Linked DNA regions of Homo sapiens: region 1 is linked to region 2. Evidence: read pairs that join two places in POLR2A ChIA-PET (ENCODE). Cell type or tissue: A673. All regions are shown on one strand. Links, peaks and the distances in the headings refer to the core of each region. The heading gives the core; the rest is flanking DNA.

Region 1 (8,323 bases), core at 68-8,067, 300 kb after region 2:
GCCCCCAGCTCCACAGCCCCTTCTCCCACCCACTGCAGTCCCTCCCTCCACCCCCACCCTGAAAACTCACCCTAGAGGTCGCTTCCGACCATGGCCCTCCCCTGCTGCAGCCTTCCAGGGGCACCCCCACGGCCTTCAAGCCTTACTGTGTCTGCCCCAGAGGGCCCCAGAACTGTCCTGGTGCCCAACCAGAGCTCTGGGGCCTCATCCTTGCAGCCCAGCCCTTTCCTACCTGCAGTAGTGCCAGGCTGAGACCCCTGGGTCCCACACTACATGGAACTGGGTAGGGCTCAATGCACAGACACAGCAAGGGCGGCACAGACACAGCAAGGGGGGCACAGCCCACGGCAGAGGGGCAGCCATCACTTGGGGCATCTGTGGGGTCCTAAGAGCACGCCTCTTCCTGACCCTGACATCTTCATCCCCCTTCGCGTGTTTCTGCACCCAATGCTTGTTTCTGGGTCTGGCTCCCGGCACAGGTGTTGAGGGTGTGGCCATCCTTGCTCGCCTCCATGACCGTCCCCTTCTCTCCCTGCACCTGCCACCGTCTTCCATTGCAGCCAAATTCCACGTTTACGCTTTTATGCCCCATAAACATTGTGCATCCATGAGCCACAGAGCAACTCGGGCCGCATTCCCTGCCCCCACCCTGGGGTCTGGAACTGGCCTCCTGCTTTGGACGCCTAGCTTCCTTGGTATCTCTGAGCTCCCTGCCATTGCTCTTAAACTCCTGCTGTGGTCTCCTATGCAGGGTGTCCCCTTCTCTCCATGACACCCCTGGGGGTCTTGGTTCCTTCTCCCATGATCTTGAGACTCCCCTTGACTCTCCTGGGTTAGATCTTGTTTCCTCAACCCCATGGCTTTCTCGATTTACATCCTTGTTTAGCTGGAGCACATCCTGCAGCAGCTTCCTGAGAAAGGAGGTGGAATACGAGACTCTGTGTGTCTAAAAAGATCCTTATTCCCCTCACACATTTCTTGACAATTTGGCTAGGTAAAAGATTTGGGGAGAATTATTCCTCTTCTGACTTTTGAAGGCCTTTTTCCTTTGTCTTTTAGCTTGTGGCATTATGACTGTAAATCCAATGCTAACAGAGTCTCCTATTCTTTATAATTTTTTTTTTTTTTTTTTTTTTTTTTTTAGAGATGTGGTCTTGCTATGTTGCCCAGGCTGACCTCGAACTCTGGGCCTCAAGTGATCCTCCTGCCTTGGCCTCCCATAGTGCTGGGATCACAGGCATGAGCTACCATGCCCAGCCCCAGTCTGGTGAGCTGTTTATGTGATCTGTTTGCTCTGGAAGCTTTCAGGGCCTTTGTTTAATCCAGGAATTGTGAAATTTCACAGCGATGCATTGTGGTTTGGGTAATTTCCATTCTTGGGCGGACTTTCTGGTGGACTTTTTAACCTGGAAATGCAAAGCCTTTGGGTCCCGGGACACTTTTCTTTTTCTGAAACTCCTATCAGGGGCTAGATTTCCTAGACTACGCCTCTGACTTCCTGATCCTTCCTATCTTCCAGCTCTGTCTGTCAGTGCTGTGGGAGGGGATTCTTCAAGGGCCTCCCAATCCACTGTGGGCTTGTCTCTTCTCTAGATGGTAACATCCGAGAGCCACTCGTTCCTGGAATGTTTCTTCTTCACAGCAATGGCTCTTTTTCCATAATGCAAAGTCCCGGCCCACTCCAGGGCCCTGCACTCACTGCATCCTCTTTCCTCGGAGCTCTGCCCTTCTTTGCTGTGCAGGCCCTGCCTTTGTCATGGGAGCGCAGCCTCCAATGTGTCGGGTCCCCTGGCCGTTGATCCCTCTGTGCACGGTGCCAAGCCGTGTGTGAGCTGGGCCTGGTGAAGGCAGTGGCAGGGGCTGCTGAGGGCAGGAGCCTGTGACTTTAGGAGAGCCCCAGTATCAGCATATGTGGCTTTGCTCCACTGGGCCCCTTTGTTCTCTGGCAGAGGACCCCCACCCCCTCTATTGTCTCTCCTGGCCTTGGGGGTTGGGGGGATGTGAGGCTGGCAGCTGGGCCCCACTGCTGACCCCAGGAAGGCGCCTCCCTTCTGCCCAGAGCCACCCACTGTCTTCTGCTGGTTGCCCCCACATCCCCCCAGCACCCCCAGGGGCTGCCCATGTTTGCCCGCTGTGTCTTTCTGAGGCCCCGTGGTACATTCCCCCTGCAGCCCTCCAGGAGCTGCCCATGTCTGCCCACTGTGTCTTTCTGTGGCCCCATGGTGCAGCCCAGCTGCTCCCTGCTGGCTGTCCTCCTGGTTGCCGGCCCATGGGGTCTCCTGCCCACCCTTCCCTGCTTTTCAAAGCCTGGAGACGTGCTCAGCTGCCACTGCCCCCTCTCCCGTTCTCTGCACTTCACTCTCTGGTGTTTCAGTGGCGTTTCAGGAGAGAGTGGAGATAAATAAGCACTTAGCCTGCCAGGCTTAACTGGACGCCGCTGGGCTCATTCCTATGAGCCAAATGTCGGGACATAGTCCAGATAACTGCACTAATATTTCCAAGGTGGAAGCAGGTGTCCTTTGCAGCTTGTATGGCAGGAGGCGGGGTGGACGGCCTCTGGCCCTGTCACCCAGTAACACAGGGCACCTGCAGCACCCAGAGTGGGACCATCAGCATTCAGTGCCGCGCTGGCTCAGGGCTTCTCACAAGGTGGGGAGGACTGGGAGGCTGGCCCCAGGCTGAGCCCTCAGAGCCGCCCACCCCCGACCCAAAGTGGCCCAGTGCTCCCCACCCCCAAGACTAGACCCTGTGCTGAGGAATTTCACCTTTGAGAAAATGAAGGGCAGCTCTAGGAAAGAGACAGGAGACAGCAAGTGAGTCCCTGAGGCTGCGCACTCCCTGCAGGGGCTGGCAGGTCCCTGTGCTCGTGAGGTTCTGTCCCTGAGGGCTGAGGTCCCTGTTGGTGGGGAGGGCTCAGGAATGCAGCTGGGGTGTGGCAGCCGTGGCAGCCCTGGCAGGAGTCGGGGCCAGAGGCGTGGCGGTGTCCTGCACTGGCGCAGGGGCGACAGGCCAAGGCAGAGCAGGAGGGGACAGGCAGCACCGAGCTCGGAGGGGTAGGGGAGACGAGGCCTGGGCCCAGCCGGGCTCACAGAGCAGCAGTGGGCCAGGGAGGCTGTGGTGAGGCGGGTGCACAGATGTCCTGCAGGGAGCGCGTACCTGCTGGAGCACGTGCACATGGCGCTTCTCGCGTGGAAAGAGTTTGCATGGAGGAGCGTCGCGTGGGTGCCAGAGAGCACTGTGAGGGCTCCGGCTCAGGCAGGGCACCAGAACGCACAGCGCCACCGGGAGTGGGGAGGCTGAGGGCACCCGCCAGGAGCCAGGCTGCAGTTTTAGGCGACCCATCCATCAGGGGGAAGAATACAAACAGCCCCCAACGCTCGCTCAACGAGATTTAGTTCTGGAAGAGACCCATGTAAGGTGGCGAGCAGGGAGTAGGCCGTGTCCTCTGAGCTCAGGCAGCTGTGCCGAACCATCCGCACCCCATGGGGCACCTGGTAAACACATGAGGGCCATCCCACAGCCACGCCGAGGGCAGGGAAGGCTGGACTGCACGGGGGTGAGGGCATGGCGCCCACCCTGATGCCATCCCTTGGTCTAGGGCAGGGGTTCCCACGCGGGGGACTGGGCGATGTCTAGGGACATCTGTGGTTGTCACGACTTGGGGCACTCCTGGCATGGAGTGGGTGGAGGCCAGGGATACTGCTCATTACCCTGCAGGGCCCAGGATGCTCCCCCAACCAGAGAAGGATCCCGCCTGTGTCCACAAGCCCCTTGTCTGGGAGACAGAGCCAGTCCACTGTGTCTCCCGATCCAGCCTGAGCCACAGATGCTCAGACAGGGCTGCCCTGGCCCCAAGATATGCCCTCAGGGAGGGAGCCTGGCTCAGGGGAAAAGGCAGGCCACGTGGAGAGGGCACTGCTCAGGGGGGAACCGACCACCTCCCTGGTGGAGGGAGGGGCAGCTTGGGCTTTGGAACGTGAGTCACCCATCTGCCTCTCCAGAGAAAAGCACCCCCAATGACTTTAAAAAAAAAAAAAAAAAGTGAATCAGCCTTGTTTTACATACTGAAGGCTTTCAAGAAAATTATATCCTTGGGAAGCTGACTTCATTTGTTATTCAGGCTTGCTGCTGGGTGAAGGCAGCCCCCAGGATGGCGGCGCGGGAGAGGGCGGGAGGGGGCTCCTGGGAGGAGCAGGTCGTGACTAGAAGTGAGGGGGTGGCCGGGGCAGGGAGGCCAGGCCAGGCCACGCAAGGGCTGGTTCTGGGGGGTCCACTTCCTGCGTGCAAAGAAGGTTCCAAGCAGCGGTGAGCGCAGCGGCTTCCGCATCTCCTCCTGGCAGGCAATTTAGACGGCCTCTAGTCCCATTCCACTCCTGGAACGTGGTGCCGGTTTATTGGCAATCCACTCTGTTGACCAATTAGCCTGAGCCACAATCAATTAACCATTATGCAAATAGCACGTCTGGCTGGGCCTGGGAGCTGGGGTGCACGAGCTCTGTGCTGCGGGGGCCGCCTGGAGTAGCCTCACCAGGAGGCAGCTCTTCATGAGGAGCACACAGGAGGCAGGAAATCAAAAGGACAGAACAAGAGCAGAAGAGACAGATTCACCTTGGCAGGGCTGTCAGGAGGGGCTGTGAAAACACTCGGGGCAGAGGGAACATTCTCCGAGAGAGGCCGCGAGGTGGGGAAGACAGAGGAGGCCGAGACAGATGCCCAGACCGCCCAGGAGTCCCAGACTCACAGACAGATGGACGTGTTGAAAAAGAAGGCGCCCATTTAGAGGAGAAGGTTCTGGACCAGAAGTGACTTTTCAGAAACCAGTTCCAAGGCCTGTTTCTGCAGAGCGTGGTGGGGGGCCAAGGCTGAGCCGCCCCCAACCTTGGTGCTCAGTGGCTGGGTCTCGAGTGGGCACCATCCATCGCCAGCTGGGACAAGATCAAGGCAGCAGAGACTGGATGGCTGCAGAGGGAAGGTCACTGCTCAAAGGGAAGGGGGAGGCTGCCCCCACACCAAGGCCACCACTGTTGGCTCAAAGACCAGACCTGCCAGCAGCCTGTCTGGGTACGACCCACAAGCTAGGAACAGTGTTTACATGTTTTTTTGTTTGTTTGTTTGTTTTCCTGGAGAGACAAGGTCTTGCTCTGTCATTCAGGCTGGAGTGCAGTGGTACAATCTCGGCTCACTGCAGCCTTGACCTCCTGGGCTTAAGTGATCTTCCTGCCTCAGCCTTCTCAGTAGTTGGGACCACAGGCGCACACCACCACACCCAGCTGATTTTTAAATTTTTTGTAGAGATGGCATCTCAATATGTTGCCCAGGCTGGTCTCAAACCCCTGGACTCAAGCAATCCTCCTTCCTTGGCCTCCAAAGTGCAGAGATTACAGGTGTGAGCGATCGTGCCTGGCCAATGTTCACATTTTTAAGTGGCTCAAAACAGAAAAATTATCGTATTTGGTAGCATGTAAAAATCATGAGATCTGGATTTCAGGGTCTGTAAACAAAGCTTCACGGACACAGCCACGCGCATTTCTTCGCTGTCTATCATCTGCAAGGGTCTTGAGTTGCCATGCGGAGTCGAGACGTCGAGACACAGGAGGCCTGGCCTGCAAAGTCGCCAAGTCACAAATGTTTGCTCTCTGGCCCTTCCCCGGAGGAGTTGGCTGAGCCCACTCTGTGCCGTCCCTCCCGGCTCCAGCTCATGCTCAGGGGCTCCCTGAATGTTCCTTGGGCACCAAACAGGAGTGAGATCTGTCGACAACTGTGCCAAGGGCAGCTCAGAGCCCTGGAAGCCTGGACACTTCCCAGAGGAGGGGCTGGGGAGGCCGGTGCTCGCCTTCACTCTGGGCATGAAGTGGATCTCCTCCTAGGCCGGGACCTGCCTCCGTGTCCCCATGGCCTCTTGTGGTCAGAAGCCAAGAGGCTGCAGATGCTTTGGCCTCTCCTCCAGGCGGACACCAGATACCTGGCTGGGAGGGTCTGTGCGGCGATACGCAGGGAGGGGTTCTGAGTGGGAGGAGGGCATCCAGGGTCACGCCCCGGGGCCGGCCTTCTGAAATCCTCTCCACGATCTCAAATCCAAGCAGCCCCACCTGATGCCCCGTTGAGTCCTTGCAGGGAACCCGACTGCTCTCAGCGCCAGGGAGGGGCCCGAGTAGCCGGACAGCAGAAATGCGGTGAGTGAGAGGGACAGGGAGCCATGTGGCTGGTGGCTCTGCTGAGGCAATGGCACGGGGCCTGGGGCCACCCAGGGTCAGCCTCCTGGCGGGGACATGACAGGGAGTATGGGGAGCCCGCGGGTGTGAACGGCACAGACGCTGCCCGCCAGAGCAGAGCCCACCCACCCCAGCAAAGCGAGGCCTCGAGAAAACACTGTGCCTCAGACTGGAGGAGAAACAGAACAGGAGGAGGAGGACGAAAGAGGAGGCGGGGTGGGAATAGGAAGAAAGGGAGGAGTGGGACACGGCCCGGAGCCCCTGCCAGTGGGAAGGGGCCTGGGCCACCCAGCAGGGCCACCCCCCGTGATGCTGGGCAGTCACGCGGCAGTCCCTTGGCAACTCACCTGCGGAGGAGCTTGGCCTTCAGCGAGGCCCGGGATGCACTCCAGGAGCTCAGCTCGGGGCTGGTGAGCGCCGTGGGCCGCGTGTGGTCCAGCACCGTGAGGTCCTTGCCCTGCTTCCACAGCTCGTAGCGCTCGGGCTGCAGGATGCGCACGAACACGTCCATGGAGATCTTGACCATGTCCTTCCGGCACGTGCACTGCGGCAGGGGACACGGTCTGAGCCCTCGCGCCACACCTGGACGGCTGGCTCCACACACCCCACCCCAGAGCAGGTAGGGCTCACGGCCCGGGCCTCCCACACCCCATCCCACCGCTGAGCATTCCGCTTCTAGAACATTTTTCTTTTCGAGACACGGTCTCACTCTGTCGCCCAGGCTGGAGTGCAGTGGTGCAATCATGGCTCATTGTAGCCTCGACCTCTCAGGCTCAAGCGATTCTCCCGCCTCAGCCTCCCAAGTAGCTGGGAATACAGGCACCCACCACCACATCTGGCTAATTCTTAAGAGAATTTTTAGAGATGGGGTCTCGCTATGTTGCTCAGGCTAGTCTTGAACTCCTGGGTTCAAGTGATCCTCTTGCCTCAGTCTCCCAAAACCCTGGGATTACAGGTGTGCACCAGCACTCCTGCTCTGTTTCTAGAACTTCTATCACAAGTCAGGAAACGGCATCCCCCAGTTGTGAGTCCCTGGTTTGCCTCCACGGAGTTGGAACGGCCACTGAGCAAACACCCAAGAGAAATGGGGGCTGGGCGCAGCTCAGTGAGGGGCCTGAGGTTCAGGACTGGGCACTGCCCCACGCACAGCTGTCCAGAGACCAGCGAGGCTGAGGTTCAGATGCCTCCTGTTGGTCCAGGCAAAAATCTCCCTCCCGTCAGACGCGGGTGCCCCCAGGTAGGTAAAAATGGATACGGAGTATTTTATAACAGCAATCGTTCCAAGAGGGCTGGGAAGAAGGGAGACAACAGCAGTCCCCAAAGAGCTGAGAGAACCAACAGGAATCCCGGAATGTGACAACGGCCCCTCCTCAGGAGGCCTCACGAGGGCGACGGTGGCCCACAGGCTCCCGCACGCCTCACCTGACTGCCTCCAGCTTGCAGGGCTGGAGGGACGACAATGTTAACGAAGAAGATGCTGAGGGTCTGGGAGGCTCAGGGACTCAGCGGCTAAGAAAGGACATTAACGTGCCATGTGCTGCAGCCGGCTTGCCTGGGGTCTTGGGGGAATTGAGCAAACACCCAATAGGATGGCCCCTTGTGTTTGGGAACGTCAAGCGAGTGGCAAGGATGAGTTGAAGTCCCCTCCAGCTGCCTGCCGGGCAGACCTGCCGCTCTCACGCCCTCAGCCCTTCCCAGGTCACTGTTCTTGGTGGCTCTGCCGCTGCGTCACTTTGGTCACACTGGGCACTGGGAAGGATGTTCTGCAGGTGACCTGGTGATGCTCAACATTTCAGGGACTTGGGGCCAGAGAAGCCAGGCCCCAGAGGGCATGAACCCAGATGCCCAAGCGGCGATTACCACCATGGCACTCAGATCCCAGGAGGCGGCCAGGAAGCTCTGGTCTGTCACGTACCTACTGGGATGAGGCTGAGATGGGGCTGGAAAAACCCCAACCTCAAGAGGAAGGGGGAAAGGGCAGGGCTGGCCAACTGTCACAGAGGCCCAAACGCTGAGTGTTTTCAGCTTCGAGAAACTCTGCACCGTGCCTCTAAAGCATCACGGATGATGGGCACATGCATGCGCATGGCTGTGTGTCAATAAAACTTTAT
Region 2 (8,323 bases), core at 198-8,197:
CCCATCTTATAGGGAAAAAGTAAACTTCCACATCCCCCTCCGGTGACCAACCATATCCTTGCCTCTTTGTTTGTTTTTTGAGATGGAGTCTTGCTCTGTTGTCCAGGTTGGAGTGCAGTGGCGTGATCTTGGGTCACTGCAAACTCTGCCTCCTGGTTCAAGCAATTCCCCTGCCTCAGCCTCCCGAGTAGCTGGGCTTACAGGCGCACACCACCATGCCCAGCTAATTTTTGTATTTTTAAGTAGAGGCGGGGTTTCACCATGTTGGTCAGGCTGGTCTTGAACTCCTGACCTCAGGTGATCCACCCACCTTGGCCTCCCAAAGTGCTGAGATTACAGGTGTGAGCCACCACGCCCGACCTCCTTGCCTCTTTTTATGGCCAAACTCCTGGAGATTGAGTTGTCTACACTCACTGTCTGCACTTCTGTTCTCTTTCTTTCTCCTGAGCCTTCTCCACCCATCAGCCTGGCCTCTCACACCTTCCGCCACTGAAGCTGCCCTTGTCAAAGTGTTACCCGAAGGGGTCCTGATCCAGGTCCCAAGGGAGGGTTCTTGGATCTCGCACAAGAAAGAATTCAAGGTGAATCCATAAAGTGAAAGCAAGTTTATTAAGAAAGTAAAGGAATAAAAGAATGGCTACTCCATAGTCAGAGCAGCCCTGAGGGCTGCTGGTTGCCCATTTTTATGGTTCTTTCTTGATGATATGCTAAACAAGGGGTGGATTATTCATGCCTCGCCTTTTTAGACCATAGAGGGTAAATTTCTGGCGTTGCCGTGGCATCTGTAAACTGTCATGGTGCTGATGGGAGTGTAGCAGTGAGGAAGACCAGAGGTCACTCTTGTCGCCATCTTGGTTTTGGTGGGTTTTAGCCGGCTTCTTTACTGCAAGCTGTTTTATCAGCAAGGTCTTTATGACCTGTACCTTGTGCCGACCTGCTATCTCGTCCTGTGACTTAGAATGCCTAACTGTCTGGGAATGCAGCCCAGTAGGTCTCAGCCTTATTTTACCCAGTCCCTATCCAAGATGGAGTTGTCCTGGTTCAAACGCCTCTGACAGAAGTCAGCGTTGACCCGCCCCATCCTATTCCTCGTCCCTCTGGACGGCGTCTGACCGGCTGGTGCCCCGCCCCTCCTGGAAACACTGGCCTTTCCTTCTACCTCTCTGGGTCCCTCTTCTGTCCCTCTCTCTGTCCATTGCTGGTCAAGGGCTGGGTTCTCAGGCCTCTTTGCTCCTCTATCCACACCCTTCCAGGTCGGCCTCATTAACTCTCGGGGCTCTAAACCCATCTACACCCACTGATACCCACAGTCCTGTCTCCAGTCTGGGCCTCCGCCAGCTCCAAACTTGGCCTTGATGGGCATTTCACACTCAACACAGCCATGTCGGGCTGCACCGGACCCCCTAAACTGCTCTTCTTGCATCTCCCCATCTCAGCTGAGGTCAGCCCTTGTAGCTGCTCAGAGGGAATCTTGGGGTCTCCCTGCCTCCTCTTCCTCCCACCCACATCCTCAGCAAACCTCAGCACTCTACCTTGGAGAGCTCCATGAAGCCCTCTCCTCTCCCTCTGATTCCACACGGAATGCTCTTTTCACCCTCCCTGCCTTTGCCCCTTGCACTCTCCACGCCTGTGCTTATTCGCCCCTTTGTGTGCCAGGCAAGAGCCAGCCTCAGGGTCCTTGCCCTGGCTGTCCCCTATGCTTGAAACTACCGGCAGATAAGCCTGTTTTGCTTCCTGTATCCCCAGCACATAAAACAGCACCCAGCACACAGTAGGTGCTCAATAAACACCTCGGTGCTTATGGAAGGCATAATTCATTAAACCTGCATTCATTTGGTGCATGCCAGAATATATATGCATAGAAAAAAAAATCTCTGGAAGGATATATCCCACCCACACACCCACCCACCCCCGCAGAACTGGGGGTGGTTTTTGCTGAGATAACAGATCTCAACATTTTTAAATATTTGCCACAAAGAATGTAACTTCATCAGGCATGAAAAAAACAAACAAAAAACTCAGTGCCGTTTCAGTGCAGTGACCCACCAGCTGTGTGACCCCAGGCAAATGGCATTCCTTCTCTGAGCCTCAATTTCCTCATCTCAGAAAGCAGGGATTATCCTAGCACTATCCCCAGCAAAGCCCTCCAGAGCTGTACCTCCAAGTCTCAAGGAAAGAGTTAAATCCCGGTCTGAGGCGGTGATATTTGCAATGCATGAGGTTTAAACATTTTCAATAAAGAAAAACAAACCCAGGCCGACGCGCTTTCTGATTTATAGTAATTGCAAACCAGCAGCCGTTAATATAATTGTCCGGTGGAGGGGGGTGGCGGGGGGCTTCACGCGGGGCCCAATCAGCCCAGGGTGGGATGCGGCCCCAGTCAGGTTAAGCAAACGCATTACTTTAATAACCTGGGGAGGCAGCTGGAGCCATTAGCAAGAAGGGAGAATAAATATTATCCCAAGAAGCTCCAGAATCCGCAGTTTTATCACCGAGAATTGTCCCCCGTGCTATTTACTTTCAATTTAGATTTTCGGGAAAGTGGTTCTTGGCACATTTTATATATGAAGGAGAATGACTGGAATTGAAATATGACCTGATTTTGCCGTCTGAGAGAAAAAAGAGCCACAGTTTTTTGGGGTCGAGTGAGCTCTCGGCGCTGTCCCACTGAGTCACTCTTAAGATCAAAGCACTGGGACACAGAGGCTCACACACGTTGTGCAGGCGCTGGGGTTTGACCTGAGTCTGCTCCAGAGGCGCAGGGAATATGGGGACAAACGTCCAGGGAGGTGGCCTCATTTGATGACAGCGGACTTTAGAGATCTTCTGGTCTCGTTAGTTTGCCGGTGGGGGGAGACTGAGGCTGAGAGCGAGGCTGTCATGGGCTACTTGAGTCTACTCACCTGATTCTTCTTGCCAACTGTATCTTCTCTCACTCAAGAACCCTCATTGGCTCCCTAGGGTCCCCCGAATCAAACCCGCTTCTGCTATTTTTTACATTCAGAATGGAATTCAAAACGGATCACAGGGGCCAGGCACGGTGGCTCAGGCCTGTAATCCCAGCACTTCGGGAGGCCGAGGTGGGTGAATCACTTGAGGTCAGGAATTCAAGACCAGCCTGGCCAGCATGGTGAAAACCCATCTCTACTAAAAGTACAAAAATTAGCCAGGCGTGGTGATGCATGCCTGTAATCCCAGCTACTCAGGAGGCTGAGGCAGGAAAATCGCTTGAACCCGGGAGGCGGAGGTTGCAGTGAGCTGAGATCACACCACCGCACTCCAGCCTGGGAGACAGAGCGAGACTCGGTCTCAAAAAAAAAAAAAAAAAAAAAAAAAAAAAGGGATCACACAGGTCTACATGTAAAATGTAGAAGAAAACATGAGAAAAAAATCTTCAATAGGGTCTCCTCTCTTGGCTTTGGAGCCTCCCCTCCTGCTGTGTCTCTATAGGGAGCTGCTTCCTTCTTTCCTCTTCCTTCTTGCCTATTGAACTCTCTGCTCCTTAAAACAAAACAAAATAAAATCTTTAAGACATGAGGTTAAGCAAAGAGTTCTTAGGGATGACACCCAAGAATGAGCCATAAAGGAAGAAACTGATGAATTGGACTTCATCCAAATTAATGATTTCTGCTCTATGCAAAAGACTATACCGTTAGAGAGGGTGAAAAGACAAGCTATGGTTTGGAAGAGTCTACTTGCAAATCACATAGCCAACACAGAATTTGTATCTAGAATATATAAAGAGGTCTAGGCTGGGCACAGTGGCTCACGCCTGTAATCCCAGCACTTTGGGAGCCTGAGGCAGGCGGATCACTTAAGGTCAGGAGAATTGCTTGAACCTGGGAGGCAGAGGTTGCAGTGAGCTGAGATAGCACCACTGCACTCCAGTCTGGGCAACAGAGCGAGACTCCATCTCCAGAAAAAAAAAACAAAAACCAACAAACAACCCAATTAAAATATGGACATAGACGGAAACTGACATTTCACTGAAGAGGAGATACAGATGGCAAATGGGTACATGAAAGAATGTTCAAAGTTATTAGCCACCAGGGACCTGCAAATCCAAACCACAATGAGGTATCACTACATACCCATCAAAATGGCTAAATTAAAAAAAAAAAAGTTGATCACATCAAATGCTGGCAAGGATGAAGACCAAATAGATCACTCAGTCCTATGTTGCTGGCAGAGATGTGAAATGGTATAGCCACTGTGGAAAAAGAGTGTGGCAGGATTTCGTTTTGTTCTGTTTGCTGTACTGTGTTTTGTTTTGTTGTACAAAACAAACCATGCACTTACCATATGACCCTGGAATTACATTCTTGGGCATTTATATCCCAGGGAAATGAAAACTTATGTTCATATAAAAACCCAGAAGTGGGGCCAGGAGCAGTGGCTCACGCCTGTAATCCCAGCACTTTGGGAAGCCGAGGCGGACAGATCACTTGAGGTCAGGAGTTCGAGACCAGCCTGGCCAACATGATGAAACCCCGTCTCTACTAAAAATACAAAAATTAGCTGGGCGTGGTGGCGGGCACCTGTAGTCCTAGCTACTCCAGACTCTGAGGCAGAGGATTGCTTGAACCTGGGAGGCGGAGGTTGCAGTGAGCTGAGATCACATCACTGCACTCCAGCCTGGGTGACAGAGGGAGACTCTGTCTCAAAAAACAAAAAACAAACAAAAAAACCCAGAAGTGAATGTTCAGAGCAGCTTCCTTCTAAAATGGCCAAATGCTGGAAGCAACCTAAATGGCCCTCAACAGGTGAACGGTTAAACAAATTGTGCTCCATCCAGACCGTGGAATTCTACTTAGCAATGAACAGGAAGGAACTATTGAGAAACGCAGCAACTTAGGTTGGCTCTCACGGGAGCTGTGCTGAAATGACAAGAGCCAGTCTTCAAAGGTTATAGAGGAGTGGAGTGGTGAGGTCCAACGGATGGTTCATAGGTCCAAAAAAGAAAAAAAGGATGAATGAGTAAGAGACCTAGTAAGATAGCACAACGCGGGGACTATAGTCAATAATATATGTATTTTTTTGAGACAGGATCTCACTCTGTTGTCCAGGCTGGAATGCAGTGGCGTGATCTCCATTCATTGCAACCTCTGTCTCCCAGGCTCAAGTGATCCTTCCACCTCAGCCTCCCGAGTAGCTGAGACTACAGGCATGCACCACCAAACCTGGCTAATTTTTGTAGTTATTTTGGTAGAGAAGGGGTTTTGCCATGTCATCCAGGCTGGTCTTGAACTCCTGGGCTCAAGTGATCCTCCCACCTCAGCTTCCCAAAGTGTTGGGATTACACGCTTGAGCCACCGTGCCCAGCCAGTCAATAATAACTTAATTGTACATTTTAAAATGACAAAAAGAGGCCAGGCGGGGTGGCTCCCACCTGTAATCCCAGCACTTTGGGACGCAGAGGTGGGAGGATCGCTTGAGCCCAGGAGCTCAAGAGCAGCATGGATGACATGGCGAAACCCTGTCTCTTCTAAAAATACAAAAATAAGCTGGACGTGGTGGCAGGTGCCTGTAATCCCAGCTACTTGGGAGGCTGAGGCAGGAGAATTGTGTGAAGCTGGAAGGAGGAGGTTTCAGTGACCCCAGATTGTGCCACTGCACTCCAGCCTGGACAACAGAGTGAGACTCCATCTCAAAATAAAATTAAATAAAACAAAATAAAATAACTATAAAGGTATAATTGGATTGCTCCTAACATGAAAGATAAATGCTTCAGGGGATGAATGCCCAGTTTTTCATGATGTGATTATTACACGTTGCATGCCTGCACCAAAATAGCTCATGTACCCCATAAATATATATACACCACGATGTACCCACGTAATTAAAAAGAAATACATAACAACAACAACAAAAGCTGAAGGTTACAGAGCATGCGGTTCCACTGATACAGGCTTCCTGAAATGACAGAATTATAAGATGAAGAATGGTAAGGGTTTTCAGGTAGGAGGAAGAGAGAGATGGTTGTGACGTAAAAAAAAGTGCAGCACAGAACATCCTCATAATGGAATGTGTTGTGTGTCCTGATTGTGAAACTACACATCTAAATGTTGCATGGACACACACACACACACACACACACACACACACACACACACAAATGAGTGCACATAAACCAGCAAAGTCTGAATAAGGTTGATGGATTATGTTAATGTTCATTTCCCGTTTATGATATTGTAAGATGTCACCATTGGGGGAAGCTGGTTAAAGGCACAAGAGATCTCTCTGTACTCATTTTTTACTTTTTTTAAAAACATCTTTATTGAAATAATTCCCATATCATACAAGTCACCCATTTGAAGTATATAATTCAGTGGTTTTTAGTAAATTCACAGAGCTGAGATGATGTGCAACCATCTTTACAATATAATCTTAGAATGTTCTATGTTATACTTTATTGAGACAGAGCCTCACTCTTGTCACCCAGGCTGGAGTGCAGTGGCATGATCTTGGCTCACTGCAACCTCTGCCTCCCGGGTTCAAGTGATTCTCTCGATTCAGCCTCCCGAGTGGCTGTAACTACAGGCGCGCGCCACCACGCCCGGCTAATTTTTGTATTTTTAGTGAAACAGGGTTTCACCATGTTGGCTAGTCTAGTCTCGAACTCTTGACCCCAAGTGATCTTCCCACGTTGGCCGCCCAAAGTGCTGGAATTACAGGCATGAGCTATCATGCCCGACCTAGAATATTTTAGTCACCCTAAAAGAAACCAATTAGGGCCGGGCACAGTGGCTCACGCCTGTAATCCCAGCAGTTTGGGAGGCCAAGGTGGGCAGATCATGAGGTCAAGAGATCGAGACCATCCTGGCCAACATGGTGAAACCCTGTCTTTAGTAAAAATATAAAAATTAGCTGGGTGTGGTGGCACGCACCTGAAGTCCCAGCTATTCGGGAGGCTGAGGCAGGAGAATCACTTGAACCTGGGAGGCGGATGTTGCCGTGAGCCGAGATCGCGTCACTGCACTCCAGCCTGGATGACAGAGCGAGACTCTGTAAAAAAGAAAGAAGAAAGAAAGAAGGAAAAGAAAGGAAAGAAAGGAAGGAAGGAAGGAAGGAAGGAAGGAAGGAAGGAAGGAAGGAAGGAAGGGAAAGAAATAAACCAATTAGGCTGGACGCGGTGGCTCACGCCTGTAATCACAGCACTTTAGGAGGACGAGGCAGGTAGATCACCTGAGGTCAGGAGTTCAAGACCAGCCTGGCCAACATTGGCAAAACCCCGTGTCTACTAAAAATACAAAATTAGCCAGGCATGGTGGCGGGTTCTTTAATCCCAGCTACTTTGGAGGCTGAGGCAGGACAATTGCTTGAACCCAGGAAGCGGAGGTTACAGTGAGCAGAGATCATGTCACAGCACTCTAGCCTGGGCGACACAGTGAGATTCTGTCTCAAAACAAACAAACAAAACAAAACAAACAAACAAAAAAGAAACCAAATTAGTAATCACTCCCAATCTCTTCCCCAGCCCCTGGCCACCACGACTCACAAGTCCACTTTCTGTGTCTGGATTTGCCCGTTCTGGAAATTCCATATGAGCAAGATCATACAATATGTGGCCTTTGTGTCTGGTTTCTTTCTTTCTTTTCTTTCTTTTTCTTTTCTTTTTTTTTTTAAGACAGAGTCTTGCTCTGCCCAGGCTGGAGTGCAGTGGCACGATCTCGGCTCACTGCAGCCTCCACCCCCCGGGTTCAAGCGATTTTCCTGCCTCAGCCTCCCGAGTAGCTGGGATTACAGGCACCTGCCACCACGCCCGGCTAATTTTTGTATTTTTAGTAGAGATGGGGGTTTCACCATCTTGGCCAGGCTGGTCTTGAACTCCTGACCTCTTGATCCACCCACCTCGGCCTTCCAAAGTGCTGGGATTCCAGGCGTGAGCCACCGTGCCTGGCCTGTGTCTGGTTTCTTTCACAGAGCATGATGTGTTTAAGGTTCACCCACGTTGTAACCTATACCAGGGCTTCATTCCTTTTCATGGCCAAACACATTCCATTGTGTGGACGGACCACGTTTGGCTTTTCTGTTCATCAGTTGATGGAGAGTCAGATTGTTTTCACTTTTTGAATTGTTATCAATAATACTGCTATCAACATTTATCCTTAAGATTTTGCATGGGGTCAGGCGTGGTGGCTGACGCCTATAATCACAGCACTTTGGGAGGCAGAAGCAGGAGGATCACTTGAGGTCTGGAGTTCAAAACCAACCTGGCCAACACAGTGAAACCCTGCCTCTACTAAAAATACAAAAAATTAGCTGGTCATGGTGGAACTGATATCACATCACTCCACTCTAGCCTGGGTGACAGAGCAAGACT

Evidence for each region. ChIA-PET counts read pairs that join two places held together with the same protein. Peaks named below come from ENCODE experiments on the same cell type or tissue, not always from the same donor. Only the 100,000 strongest peaks of a DNase experiment are listed, where the experiment ranks them.
Region 1: POLR2A ChIA-PET joins it to region 2 with 6 read pairs; 1 of 35 experiments calls an interaction of 5 or more read pairs at or near these places.

Annotation. Positions count from the first base shown.
Region 1 is chr19:5,109,055-5,117,377 of GRCh38, reverse strand. KDM4B (lysine demethylase 4B) reads right to left here. Exons shown (of 23, transcript NM_015015.3): 10 at 6,560-6,756. Among named protein-coding and RNA genes, the nearest start is that of PTPRS-AS1, 65 kb to the left of the region's middle. RefSeq lists enhancers at 1,301-2,255, 2,256-3,211, 5,851-6,360, 6,823-7,679. In A673, for the core only: a CTCF peak has its summit at 7,613; a DNase peak (open chromatin) is centred at 3,967; H3K27ac peaks cover 4,436 bases.
Region 2 is chr19:5,412,091-5,420,413 of GRCh38, reverse strand. No RefSeq gene overlaps it. Among named protein-coding and RNA genes, the nearest start is that of ZNRF4, 39 kb to the left of the region's middle. In A673, for the core only: no CTCF peak of the experiment used is centred there; a DNase peak (open chromatin) is centred at 3,443; H3K4me3 peaks cover 937 bases.